2 separate regions of the Homo sapiens genome follow, and region 2 is linked to region 1. A link is a contact called in ENCODE Hi-C or POLR2A ChIA-PET data. All regions are on one chromosome and are shown on one strand. The core of a region is the stretch at or near the end of the contact, and the rest is flanking DNA. Distances in the headings are between cores, read along the strand shown.

The links. A loop is a pair of places that touch in the nucleus more often than their neighbours do. ChIA-PET counts read pairs that join two places held with the same protein, here RNA polymerase II (POLR2A). Pooled maps may share reads with other maps.
Region 2: a map of naive thymus-derived CD4-positive, alpha-beta T cell shows a loop between it and region 1 (3-fold over the local background). The contact joins the promoter of RPS18 here to the promoter of BRD2 in region 1. A Hi-C loop is called at or near these places in 1 of 168 maps with a recorded cell type or tissue (naive thymus-derived CD4-positive, alpha-beta T cell) and 11 of 50 pooled maps. POLR2A ChIA-PET finds 5 or more read pairs at or near these places in 41 of 52 experiments (A549, A673, AG04449 and 32 more).

Annotation. Positions count from the first base shown.
Region 1 is chr6:32,965,763-32,971,949 of GRCh38, forward strand. BRD2 (bromodomain containing 2) reads left to right here and starts at 2,832. Exons shown (of 13, transcript NM_005104.4): 1 at 2,832-3,294; 2 at 5,833-6,187. LOC124901302 (a long non-coding RNA gene) reads right to left here and starts at 2,759. Exons shown (of 3, transcript NR_190904.1): 1 at 2,383-2,759. RefSeq lists enhancers at 1,909-2,448, 3,747-4,946, 4,065-4,603.
Region 2 is chr6:33,270,565-33,276,751 of GRCh38, forward strand. RPS18 (ribosomal protein S18) reads left to right here and starts at 1,511. Exons shown (of 6, transcript NM_022551.3): 1 at 1,511-1,558; 2 at 2,064-2,162; 3 at 5,233-5,319; 4 at 5,401-5,502; 5 at 5,612-5,703; 6 at 5,827-5,947. The coding sequence starts at 1,556. The coding sequence ends at 5,902. It overlaps VPS52 (VPS52 subunit of GARP complex), which reads right to left and starts at 1,312. Exons shown (of 20, transcript NM_022553.6): 1 at 1,022-1,312. The coding sequence starts at 1,111. RefSeq lists an enhancer at 5,957-6,187.

The DNA of each region.
Region 1 (6,187 bases), core at 1,582-4,081:
ATGGCCCTGCTCTCAAAATCAAGGTCTAGTACTAGAGAGAAACATGTAATCACATAAATGCCATTCACTGTGGAAAGTAAAATCATAAGGGGAAGGGACACCAAAGAATGAGCAGTTAGCTCAACTTGAACAGTAACATTAAGCTTTTCAGAGATGTTATTTGGGCGTACATAGATTGGGGAAAAGTCTACTCCATATAGAAAGTGCACATGTGTAAAACACAGAGGCATGAAACAAAATGATGTGTCTGGGAAACAGTTCAATACAGCTGGAATATAGGGCCCAAGAGGAAGTGGTTAGACATGAGGCTGGAAAGCTAGGCAGACTGTTTTGGCAAACATAGGAATTTGGACTTTATCACATAGCCAATAAGGAATAACACAGAGTTTTAAAAAGAGCTATGGCCAGGGCTATATTTTGGAAAGCTCTCTCCTGGCAGTATTGTGGCAGAGGCAGAGAGGAAAGTCTAAAGCAGCACTGTCCAACAGAACTTCTTGTAATGAGGCCGCGCGCAGTGGCTCACGCCTGTAATCCCAGCACTTTGGGAGGCTGAGGCGGGCGGATCACGAGGTCAGGAATTCGAGACTAATTTGGCCAACATGGTGAAACCCCGTGTCTACTAAAAATACAGACACTAGCCGGGTGTGGTGGCAGGCGCCTGTAATCCCAGCTACTCGGGAGGCTGAGGCAGAATTGCTTGAACCCGGGAGGCAGAGGTTGCAGTAAGCCAAGACTGCGCCACTGCACTCCATCCTAGGCCACAGAGCAAGACTCCGTATCAGGGAAAGAAAAAAACAACTTCTTGCAATGACACAAATGTTCAATAATCTGTGCTTTCCCATATGACAGCCACTAGTCACATGTGGCTATTGAGAACTTAAAATGTGGCTAGTGTATTGAGACACTAAATTTAAAATTGTATTAATTTAAATCCAAATAGCCATGTGTCTAGCAAATAATTTAGGAGACTGTTGGTATAGCTCAGGTGATAGAATTAGGACAGAAGGGTGAGTTGATGGATAGTTAAGAGGCAAAATTATGAGTCTGTAAGGGTGTGAGAAAAGGAAATCAAGAACAGGCTCCCAGATTACAGACTTTGTGGTTAAACAGCCACCATTACTCAGGACAACAGAAGAGAAAGAGCAGGTCTAGAGTGTATAGTGATTTCATCAATTTTGAACATACTGGTGTCTGAGAGTTATCCCAGTGGGAATATTTAGTAGAAAGTTTAGCTTAGAGAGCTGTCTGAACTAAAGATTCAGACTTCAGAGGCTTTGAGCCATGGAGTCAGATTACCTAGAGAAGTTGAACAAAATTAGAAGCAAACAAGAATCACAGCAAATATCAACACATAAAAAGGGGCTAAGGAAGAAAAATCTACTGAGACTGGAGAGGAACAGTTACACAAATAGGAAAAGAAACAAGTGAGAGTGGTATAGAAGTCAAGGGTAGAGAGAATGTCAGGAAGGAAACATGATCAAATGTCGAATGCCTCAGAGGTCAAATAAAGTGAGAACTGTAAAGTGCTTCCTGACTTTGCCAGTTAGGAGGTTCTTGGTGACATCTGCCAGAAAAGTTTTGGTGGTAGCAGCCTGACAGAGGTAGCTTGAAGAGTGGGGATGGGGAAAGAGAATGTGACAAAGAATTGAGATAGTAAGGATAATTTCAATTTCAGGTCTTGGCTGTGCAAGGAAGCCGAGAGACATGAGTCTCTAAGAGGGCACGATATTGAGAGGGTTGTTATCTTTCTGTCAGCGGGGAAACCAAGAGAAAAGTTTAAAAAGGTCAAAAGGGGGAGAAGGGAAGACAGCTTCCGGGTAACAGAGAAGGTTGACCAGGTCAATAGTAAAGGATTTCCTCAAACCGAAGGGAGGACCTCTAGTGAAATGAGAAAGGAATACACAATTGACCCAGTTTGCAGGTGGGAAATGGGAAGCCAGTTCTGCAAATTGGCCTTTCTGTTCTGTGAAGTGCCATCTGTCGGTGAGGAGAGATTAGGGTCTGCAGCGTGAAAATCTGGACCATACTCTGGGTAATCAAGGGAGAGGTTATCGGCTAATGACAAATTAAAGGCTTACTTTTTAGCTGGCAACTGAATCACCATAACATTTTATGTTACCAGTTCCAAAATTTTGGGGGGAATTCACTCAAGCTTGGGAGAGGAGAGATCATAACTTTAAGAGTATAAGAGGTTTAAACGGTCCACTACGAAATAAATAGAGAAGGAAAAGTTATCAGCTGGTAAATATCGTAGAAGGTAGAGCGGTCCAGGGACTCACAGGTCTCACTAAAGAAAAGTCTAGCGTAGGTTCACGGCACGGAGAGATTTTAAGGCTGCCTAAGACTAAAGCCAAATACGAAGTCCACATCTGCGGTCCGCACCTTATCTCTCCGCGCGGCAGGCGCGACGAGGGCGAGAAACTCCCTCTCCAGTGGTCGCACCACACGACACCAGGGAAGGGGCCCCTCTCTCCAGACCCTCATATCTCCAGGTCCAGGCCCCATTTTCCTCCGCTGACAGCTCAGCAGCGTGCGCTTCCGCTGGATTCAGGCCAGGACCAGCGAAGCCGCACCTTACACCCACCGAGGAGGAAACAAGCCTGGCCACCCGAGGCTACCCCGCTAGGCCGCGGGTAGTGGGGGAGGGGGCGCTGAGGCAGGAGGTCAGCACCCGGGCGCGGGCTCCCGCCCCACGAAAAGCGCGCGCTCCAAGCCCCGCCGCCGGAGATGCGGTTCCGGTCCGGACGCCTGCGCACTACGGCTCTCCCCGCAGCCTCTGGCCCTCCTTCCCCCTCCCCCAGTCAGGGCGCACCCTTGCGCCTGCGCTGTGTGTGTTCCTGGTCTGCGGCAGCCATGCTGAACTCGTATGGAGAGGCGAGTGGGGGGGACAGAGTCCAGGACTGCGGGATAGGAAGCTGGGGATATGGACAAGCAGCAGCGTTATAGCGCTCTGGGTTTCGGGACATAGGCCTGGGCCATGCGGCCCCCTTGGCCCCTTGGCGCGACCCCCAGGAACGTTCGGAAAGCTGGTCCTCGTGGCTGGGGGAAAGGCGGGGGGTGGGGGGGAAGCGGGCACGTGACCCCGGTCAGCCAATCTGGGTGCTGCTGACGTGGCCGCGCGGCCCCGATGCTCTCCCCACCCCCCCAGCCCGTTCGGGAAGGGAGGGGCTGGGGGCTACGCCCCCTCCCCCAGCACGGCTTCGTTTTCTGGGGGGGGGTTGACACCCCGGATTACATACCCCGTACCAAGCCGAGGGCAACTTTGGAGGCCCCCTGGAAGGCTTTAGGATCCAGGTGAGAAGGGGCCCTTGTGGGGCGGAGATGTCAGTCAAGTGCTTAACCAATGGTGGGGAGTCCGGGAGGGGGATTCTTGGGGTTCAGGAAAGAATCCTGAGAGTGGGAAGATTTGTCCTTCAAACCTTTTACAGCCAATGGGAGCGTGGAGGGGGGGCGAGCGGGAGAGGGCCATGGGGGGGGAGGGGAATGGCCAGCCTCATGCCTCCGTACCCATTGGAGGGCAAAGGGGTTAGGGGGCGGTGTGGCCCCCCCTATTCCATTCGTCCCCTGGGGGTACAGCAGCCGGGAGCCAGGTGAGAAGGGATCCATCGGCGGCCGAGGGAGGGGTGACCTGGCGGTGGGCTGAGGAGTGGTGGCTGTGGCCCCTACCCGTGGATGTGAATGCTTTAGGAGTTGGCCACCCATGTTGTGAACTGAGGTTGTTCCCAGGCGCCAACTTCCTTTCTCCCCAGAGCCTCTGGAGGGAGCATTGCTGTGCGCCCTTTGTGTCCGCGGTAGGGGAGCTCCAGTCGTCACACCGCAGGCTGGAGGTTACGCTTCGAGTCGCTTACCGAATTTGTGTGCATTCACGTGGACACGGCCTGTGGGGCCTTTTGCCCCTGTAGGGTCTTTACTGAGCACGTGTCTACTCCAGGCTGGGGTGCTTACAAGCTGAAAGCTTGAGGTCTGCTTAGGAACAGAAACCAGGCCCAAGGTGGGTGCTGGCAGTAGGGGGTCTAGACAGCATGGTCTGAGATGCGAGGGAGGCTCGGGACCTGGAATGATTTCACAGCTCCCAAGGTTTCGGGTTTCTCCAGGGTGGCCTCTTCCATCGCCTCCCTCATCCCCTCCCCCAGTCCTGAACAGTTCTCTCCTTGTGTACTGCGGGGGAGGGAACGGAAAGGAGGAAAGAGTTACTTTCCCAAATTACTGAGTAGCAGTAGCCTCCCTGGTGACTCATGTGGGGGAAGGGAGGATAGAGGATCGGGAGGCAGTGATTTTCCGGAATGCAGGGAATAAACGAGAGCAATGTCTGGCTGCCCTTTTCCTAAGGCCTAGTATTTTCTCAGCCTCCTAAGTTTTTATTCCATGGCCGGCCCCCTGATGGGCCTCTGTCCTGGCCTGCAGAGCCCCGGTGGAGAAAAGCAGATTTGGGAGGTTGGGCCGCTAGGGGGAGGGGAAAAGGCCTCTGCAAAGTTGCTGTGTCATTGCCCTCCATGCTGCAGCCACCCAAACGGGGCCGCTTGTACTTTTGGGGGCCAGGGCCTGATCCCTGGCTGGGGGAAGGGGACTCTGCTCTCCTGACGCTCATTTTCCCCCGCCCTCCCGGGGTTTGCCCTACTCGGGGGGTCAGAAGACAGGAGATTGGCGGCCATTTTAGACGCAGTAACCGAGGTTGGAGTTGAAGGGCTACTGCAGAGGAGGGAGGGTGGCGTGGTTGCAGCTCAAGGACCTAGGCCCTTACGAGCCCTTCCGGGGCGAGGGGGAATCTTACCGTATATTTGTTCACCTACGTTGATTATTTTTCCCAGATACGTACACAAGTTTGTTTTCTCCCTGGTAGCGAAGAAAGGGGAAACGGGGGAGGGGACGCCCCACCAAAGCCCAGGTTTTCTCGGGTGGGGGAGATCCTTTCACTCTCTTGTAAGGGGGCGGGGACGGCCCCAGAGATGCTCTGGAGATCCTGACTCTGGGCTCTGGTTGATTCACAGAGTCTGCACCCTTATTTAGATAACCAAGTTAGGAGGAAGACTTAAGAGTAAGTTGGGGGGAGGGGGCGAAACTGAGCTCCCAAAATGGCTCCTGCCCCTCCTCGGAGGCGGACGGCCGGGGGGAGGGGAGGAGGGGAGGAGGGGGAGGGCTAGTCTGAGCCGCAGCCGCCGCCTCCTCCGCTCGCCCTCCTCCCTGGCGCTGACCGATGGACCAGCCGCTCCGTGGGGAGGACTCCGGACCCTGGTGGGGGGGCGGGGGGGTTCTTTCGCCCCCGTGGCGGAGGGCCCCTGAGAGGCGGATACGGGTGTGCCTTTGGGGGTGATGTGGCGTGTGGGGGGAAAGGTCCGAGCTCGCCTGGAGGGGGAGGGTTTTTCCCTTAAGTCATCCCTCCCAGGACTTGCTTTTTCTGCTCTGAGCCGGACGCCGGAATGGAGTTTGAGGAAGAGGTGAGGTGTGTTGCATTGTATAGGGTAGATGGATGCGTTTGGAGATTTTAATCCCACTTTTAGGGTTGCCGAGGATTTTTCGAACGAGCAGAAATGTATTGGTAACTGTAGGTGTGAGTGGGGAGGGATTAGAAAGGTGCTTGGACGTGCAAATTTGGGAGACGTATTTTAGCTTTTGTGGTCTTTGGGACTAAACAGTAGTAAATAATGTTTTGCTCGTCTTTCCATCGTTTGGCTTGAGGGAGGGAGTGGAGTATTATAAGACTCTGGCAACACTGTTTTAGACTGTGGGGCATGGGAACGTTAGATCCCCTCATCGCCGTTCTGAAGCCCGTAGCTGTTCGCCATAGAGGAGCAGGCCGCGGCTTCTAAGATGGCGTCTTTTTCCTCGTTTCAGATTCTTCGCTGCTGCTGCCTTACCGCCGAGAACCACCACCCGCCAGGCGTCTTGCGGCCACACCCCTGGCGGGTTCAGGCAGGCTACGCCCACGCGACCCCTCCCGTTTCCCTGCTTTGGCCAATGGAGGAGCTACGAATGGCACGACCTGCTCGAGCTTGGCAGTCTCCAGTTGGGCTGTGCATGGAAGCTTGGGAAGACTTTGTTGGAAGGGGAGGCGGGGAGAGAGTGCTGGAGGCTCTGGGGCGATGGCTTCCGCACCTCTTCCAACCACCCTCTTTCCCTGGAGTCGGCGGACCACAGCTCAGCCAATTGGCTTGGAGATGTGGCGGGTTGCCACTTCCCTGTGGGTCTC
Region 2 (6,187 bases), core at 261-2,760, 300 kb after region 1:
GAAGATTGTTTGAGGAGATCAGGAGTTCAAGGTCAACCTGGGTAACACAGGGAAACCCGTCTAAAGAAAACAAAAAAAGGTAAAAGACAAGACAGTGCAGTGGAGGCCGGACGCAGTGGCTCACGCCTGTAATCCCAGCACTTTGGGAGGCCGAGGTGGGAAGATCACGAGGTCAGGAGATCGAGACCATCCTGGCTAACACAGTGAAACCCCGTCTCTACTAAAAAATACAAAAAATTAGCCGGGCGCGGTGGCGGGCGCCTGTAGTCCCAGCTACTTGGGAGGTTGAGGCAGGAGAATGGCGTGAACCCGGAAGGTGGAGCTTGCAGTGAGCCAAGATCGCGCCACTGCACTCCAGCCTGGGCGACAGAGCAAGACTCCGTCTCAAAAAAAAAAAAAAAAAAAAAAAAGTGCAGTGGAGATGACCGAATGAGGAAAGCTAGGAATTGCAGAGGATAGAGCAGAACTTGCACTTAAATTTAAGACCCTCAGACTCCTGCCATCTTGGGTGTTCTATCACACCTCTGGGGAACCCCAGGCTTTCTAGAAATGTCAAAACACATAGTGTTTACCTGCATGCCAGGTGCAATCTTACACATATTCATCTAATCCTAACGACGATGTATACAATAGGTTCTATCTTCCTCACCTTAAAGGTGTGAGAAATGATGGCACAGAGAAGCTGGTTAACTTGCCCAAGGGCACACAGCGTGTAAGTGGCAGAGATAGAACTCAGGCAGTCTGGCTTCAGAGGCCATGTTCTTAACCTTTACACTATACTACTTCGTGACTCTACCCCAAAATGTGGAGTGAAGTTGAAATTTTGTGCCCCAGAACATGAGTTTCAGCCACTAGGGTCCCGCTCAGGGTCGGGTCTGATCACAGGGAAGGGTACGGGGAGCCAAACAGGTAATATCACGGGTAGCAGCCAAGTTCCCACCCTTGTGCCTAAACCCAGCTCAGGTCTTTCTGAAGCTAGGAGCACCGGAACTACGGAGGAGAAACAGCTCCGCGCTCTCACCAGCGGGCCCTCTTCCTCCTCCATATCTGAGGTCCCAGCCCGCAACACCAGTTCCCGGGCCGCAGCCGCCATGGTCGCAGCGGCGGCCATTCCCCGCAGCCTCACTTCCGGCAACTGTCAGTCCCGGCGAGTCCGTTCCCCGGAGTGGAGCTACAAGTCCCAAAGGGTCTTCCTCAGCGCGAAATCGTTCCCAGATATTTGAGTTAAGTTGTTTGACTCCAGCTGTCCCCTTTCAGCTCTAACCACTTCACCCAACTGCAAATGGAAATATGGAAGTCTGAAACACAAACTAGCCCCGGAACCTTCGCTGTTCTCTTACCTATGAACCTTACGAACTGTAAAGAAAGGCGCACCGGAAGTTGTGGTACCCAAGCCATACTCTCATAAATCCAGCCAGGTCGCGCTGAAACAGTTTCCGGAAGCACTTCTCCTAGATCGCACCGCCTCTTCCTCCTGGAAGCTATATAATGATATCGCGTCACTTCCGCTCTCTCTTCCACAGGAGGCCTACACGCCGCCGCTTGTGCTGCAGCCATGGTAAGACTGGAATCCGTGCCGTGATCCAGCGGCATCGCAGCTCGGGCAAGGAAAGCCGGCTGTCAGGGTTCTGGAAACGTCCTGCCCTGAGGGCCTGCGACTTTCTGTATGGAGCCTTGGATCGCGTCCCTGGAAAGGGACACCAAAGATTTCCAATTCCGGAGAGCGGGCCCGAGGAAGGGTCACTGCTCGGGCGCACGAAAGCTGTCTAAGGCTTGGGCGTATATGGGGAACTCTGGCTTTTGCCACGCACTTTTGGGAATGGGCAGGAGACCTGCTTCCTCTCTCCAGAGGTTGCATTTTCCCAAGCTTGAACGCTTCATGTGCCTACTCTGCAGGACTGAGGAGTTTGCTCTGTGGTGTGAAAACCTAAGGAATGGGGGGCGGGTGTCTTGCCACTTGTGTGACAGGCTTAACCTTTTTGTATGAAGTTCGTTTGCCTTATCGGCCTTACTGTTTGATAGTTTACTGTGTCTGATTTCTTCCCCCGTACTTTTTCAACTAGTCTCTAGTGATCCCTGAAAAGTTCCAGCATATTTTGCGAGTACTCAACACCAACATCGATGGGCGGCGGAAAATAGCCTTTGCCATCACTGCCATTAAGGTAAGTGAAGTAGGGTAAGGAATAGGGAATGTAAATGAGAATTGGGTTGTGAAGACATAAGCAAAAATGAAGCAAGGCTGGGGAGACTTGAGTCTCATCCAGATCACCTTGACTGCTGGATTAAGAAAAGAAAGTGGTTTAGGGAGAGACTGACCCCTTTAGCATTTACCACAGAAAATAAGTGATTAAAGCCAAGATAGTGGTCTAAGGTCAAGCCAAAACATTTCACCTGGGGAAGTGGGGAGGAGGTATGGTTGCTCACCCGAATTCGCTAAGATTTTCCTGAACCACGAGCTTGTGAGATTTCTTCTAGATTCGGTTTCTTTACCCATCCCACCATCATAACAGCAACCCTTCCTGCGAAATTTATATTCCCTGAGAATTGGAGGATTATTGGGCATCTTGAGGGATAAGTAGAAATACCAACAGATAAAAAGTGTGAAGAAGCCTGTAGATGGAGGGTGGAAGAAGTCTGAGTGGGACATTTACTCAGATGAGCCATAATTGACACTCCTTTCCTGTCGAAGTGTGAAGGAGTACATCCATCTTTCTTTGGCTTTTAAGAATCGAATCAATGAATGCAAGAATATTATTTCACTTGAGTATTTCTCTCCACAAACCTAATGAATTCTTGGCTTTCTAGATACATAACGTTCTTTTTTTTTCCCTTAAGTCAGAATGTGTAGTTAGTTGTGGAAATAGCCTACCAGTATGTGTCCATGCGTGCAGGGCTAGGCCTGTCTTCTTGGCTTCTGTTGCATGGTAGGTACTTAGGCGACGTTAGGGAATGGATAGTAGTAGGGATACTGTTGGCTCTGTTGAGGAATTTGTAGAGGGAAATTCCTTCTGTTGGGTGCTCTGTGAAACTAATAAGGCAGTGTGAAATACTGTACTTATTTCAGAGACCGGCTGTGAGGCTTAAGTAGAGGTGCAGCATTCATAAGTGTAATAGAGAATAACCTTCATGGATGTATCTAACTAAAAATTAGAAATCTTATTTCATCTATATCTCTTCCCACACCCATTTTGAAGTAAATCTTTTCACTTGTAAACATATAATTAAATTTGAGGCTTAGTGCAGTGGCTCACTCGGAGGCTGAAGTGGGCGGATCCCCTGAGGTCAGGAGTTCGAGACCAGCCTGGTCAACATGGTGAAACCTCGTCATTTAATTAATAAATTTGAAAGACCCTGCTCTCTTCTGAATCAACCTAATAATTTGACCCTTGGTCATGTTTATTTATTTATCCCGAGACAGAGTCTCACCCCGTCACCCAGGCCGGAGTGCAATGGTGCAATCTTATCTCACTGCAACCTCAGCCTCCCAAGTAGCTGAGATTACAGGCACACGCCCAGCTAATTTTTGTATTTTTAGAAGAGATGGGGTTTCACCATGTTGGTCAAACTGGTCTTAAACTTCTGACCTCAGGTGATCCACCCACCTCAGCCTCCCAAAGTGCTGGGATTATAGGCGTGAGCCACTGCACCCAGCCACATTTATTTTTTGAGACTGTCGCCCAGGCTGGAGTGGCGGAATCACTCTTCACTGCAGCCTCGACCTCCAGGGCTCAAGTCAATCCTCCTACCTCAACTTTCCAAGTAGTTGGGGCTACAGGTGTGCACCACCACATCTGGCTAATCTGGATCTTGCTGTGTTGTCCAGGCTGGTCTTGAACTCCTGGGCTCAGTGATCCTCCAGCCTCAGCCTCCTAAAGTGCTGGGATTACAGGCATATAGGCATGAGCCACGGTGAAGCCAACCCTTGATCTCTTTCTTGCAGATAGGAACTGCCATTTGTTTTAGTTTCCTGGAGCCTACTGTAACAAGTTCATATAAACTAAGCAGAAAATTACTCTTGGCGCTGGAGGCACTTAAGAATCCTACCTTGCCTCTTCCTGTCTTCTGGTGGTTGTCAGTAATCCTTAGTGTTCCTTGGCTTGTAGCTGCATTACTCCAATCTGTTGCTGTCATCTCATGGTCCTCTTCGTGTCTCTCTCATGATTTGTCATTGGATCTAGAGCCCACCCTAATCAAATATAACGTCATTTTACCTAATTATTTCCGTAACGACCTTATTTCCAAATAGGGCCACATTCTGATGTTCTAGTTGGACAAAATGAGGGGCAGGGCTCAGTATTCAGTTCCTCCTTCACTCTCCAAATCACTTTGGTTCATGAGTTCAGATGGCATGGGTGCTAGTGCTGGTGTTGATGTGATGCTACCAATGTAAGCATTAGTTTCTTTTTATAATAACTTGGGCAGTCAGTTCTGGGCACTGACAAAATTGAGTTTGTGATCTTGGAATACTTTGATTATGGGGATACAGTGATTTGCCTAAATAATTGTGACCCTTAGAGATTCTGAGGAACTGACAGCCCAATACCTTAATCAAAGCCTGTAACTCATAAGACCCTGGTTTACTGCATCAGCTTGGAGTGGCAGGCCCCTTGTTCTCCTAAATGCAAGAATCAGAAGGCACTTAGTGACAACTACATATGCTGAGCAATGGGGGAAAAAAAAGATACTGCCTGCTTTCAAAGGGTTGTCTGTAATACTAAATTCTGTGTTCATGATTCAGTCATACCCCTGAACAAAGTTACTTTTTTCTTTTTTTGAGACGGGGTCTCACTGTCGCCCAGGTTAGAGTGTGGTTGCGTGATCTTGGCTTGCTGCAACCTCCACCTCCTAGGTTCAAGCTATTCTGCTGCAGCCTCCCAAGTAGCTGGGATTACAGGCACCTGCCACCATGCTCAGCAACTTTTCTTGTATTTTTAGTAGAGACAGGGTTTCACCATGTTGGCCAGGCTGGTTTTGAACTCCTGCCCTCAATGTCATCTGCCCACTTGGGCCTCCCAAAGTGCTGGGATTACAGGCGTGAGCCACTGCGACCGGCCCAAAGTTAACCTTCTGTCGAACGGTTTATATCTGGAAAGGTGGGTGAGGAAAGGGTGACCTAGGGGATTGCAAAATAGATTATTGCAGATCCTACCTTTGTGAGCTTTTTGAATGAGGCTATAAAGGAATTTAAAAATCAGATTCAACACTAATTCCGAAACCCCTCACTTCATTCAGGGTGTGGGCCGAAGATATGCTCATGTGGTGTTGAGGAAAGCAGACATTGACCTCACCAAGAGGGCGGGAGAACTCACTGAGGATGAGGTGAGGACAAGGAAGGGGGCTGGGGGTGGGGTCAGCCTCAGAAAGGGGTCCATCTAGATCTGACCTTGGTCTGCCTGCCAGGTGGAACGTGTGATCACCATTATGCAGAATCCACGCCAGTACAAGATCCCAGACTGGTTCTTGAACAGACAGAAGGATGTAAAGGATGGAAAATACAGCCAGGTGTGTACTGAAATGAGGGCAGGATTAGAGGAAGGGTGGAGGGTCCTAACAGAATTGGGCATAGGAGGTCAGGGGATAAAACATCCCTTGCCCCCTCCTCTGAATCCAGGTCCTAGCCAATGGTCTGGACAACAAGCTCCGTGAAGACCTGGAGCGACTGAAGAAGATTCGGGCCCATAGAGGGCTGCGTCACTTCTGGGGGTGAGTGGGGGGTCTCATCTCCCTGCCTACCTCGACTCAGCATTCCTCCTACTCGCTCTTCTTTTTCCCCAACCTTTTGTTTCTGCTGTGCATGACCTGTGACTCTTCTCTTTTTACCTGCAGCCTTCGTGTCCGAGGCCAGCACACCAAGACCACTGGCCGCCGTGGCCGCACCGTGGGTGTGTCCAAGAAGAAATAAGTCTGTAGGCCTTGTCTGTTAATAAATAGTTTATATACCTATGGCTTCCTGTCCTTTCTGTCCATTCTAATAGGGAATGTTAAAGTGCTGGGTCCTTTTTCCATTTAGAGCTGCCCTACTCAGTTGCCCACACAGTGCTATTAGTTTTAGCAGTGGTGATGCTGCAGACCCCCCAGTCTCCCTATATGTAGCTAGTGATGTCCCTCTCTGTAAAGAGAAATGTGAGGGTAAAACAGTTCAGCCTTGAGGGGCTGACCCAGACCAGTTTAGAGACCAACACCCTGG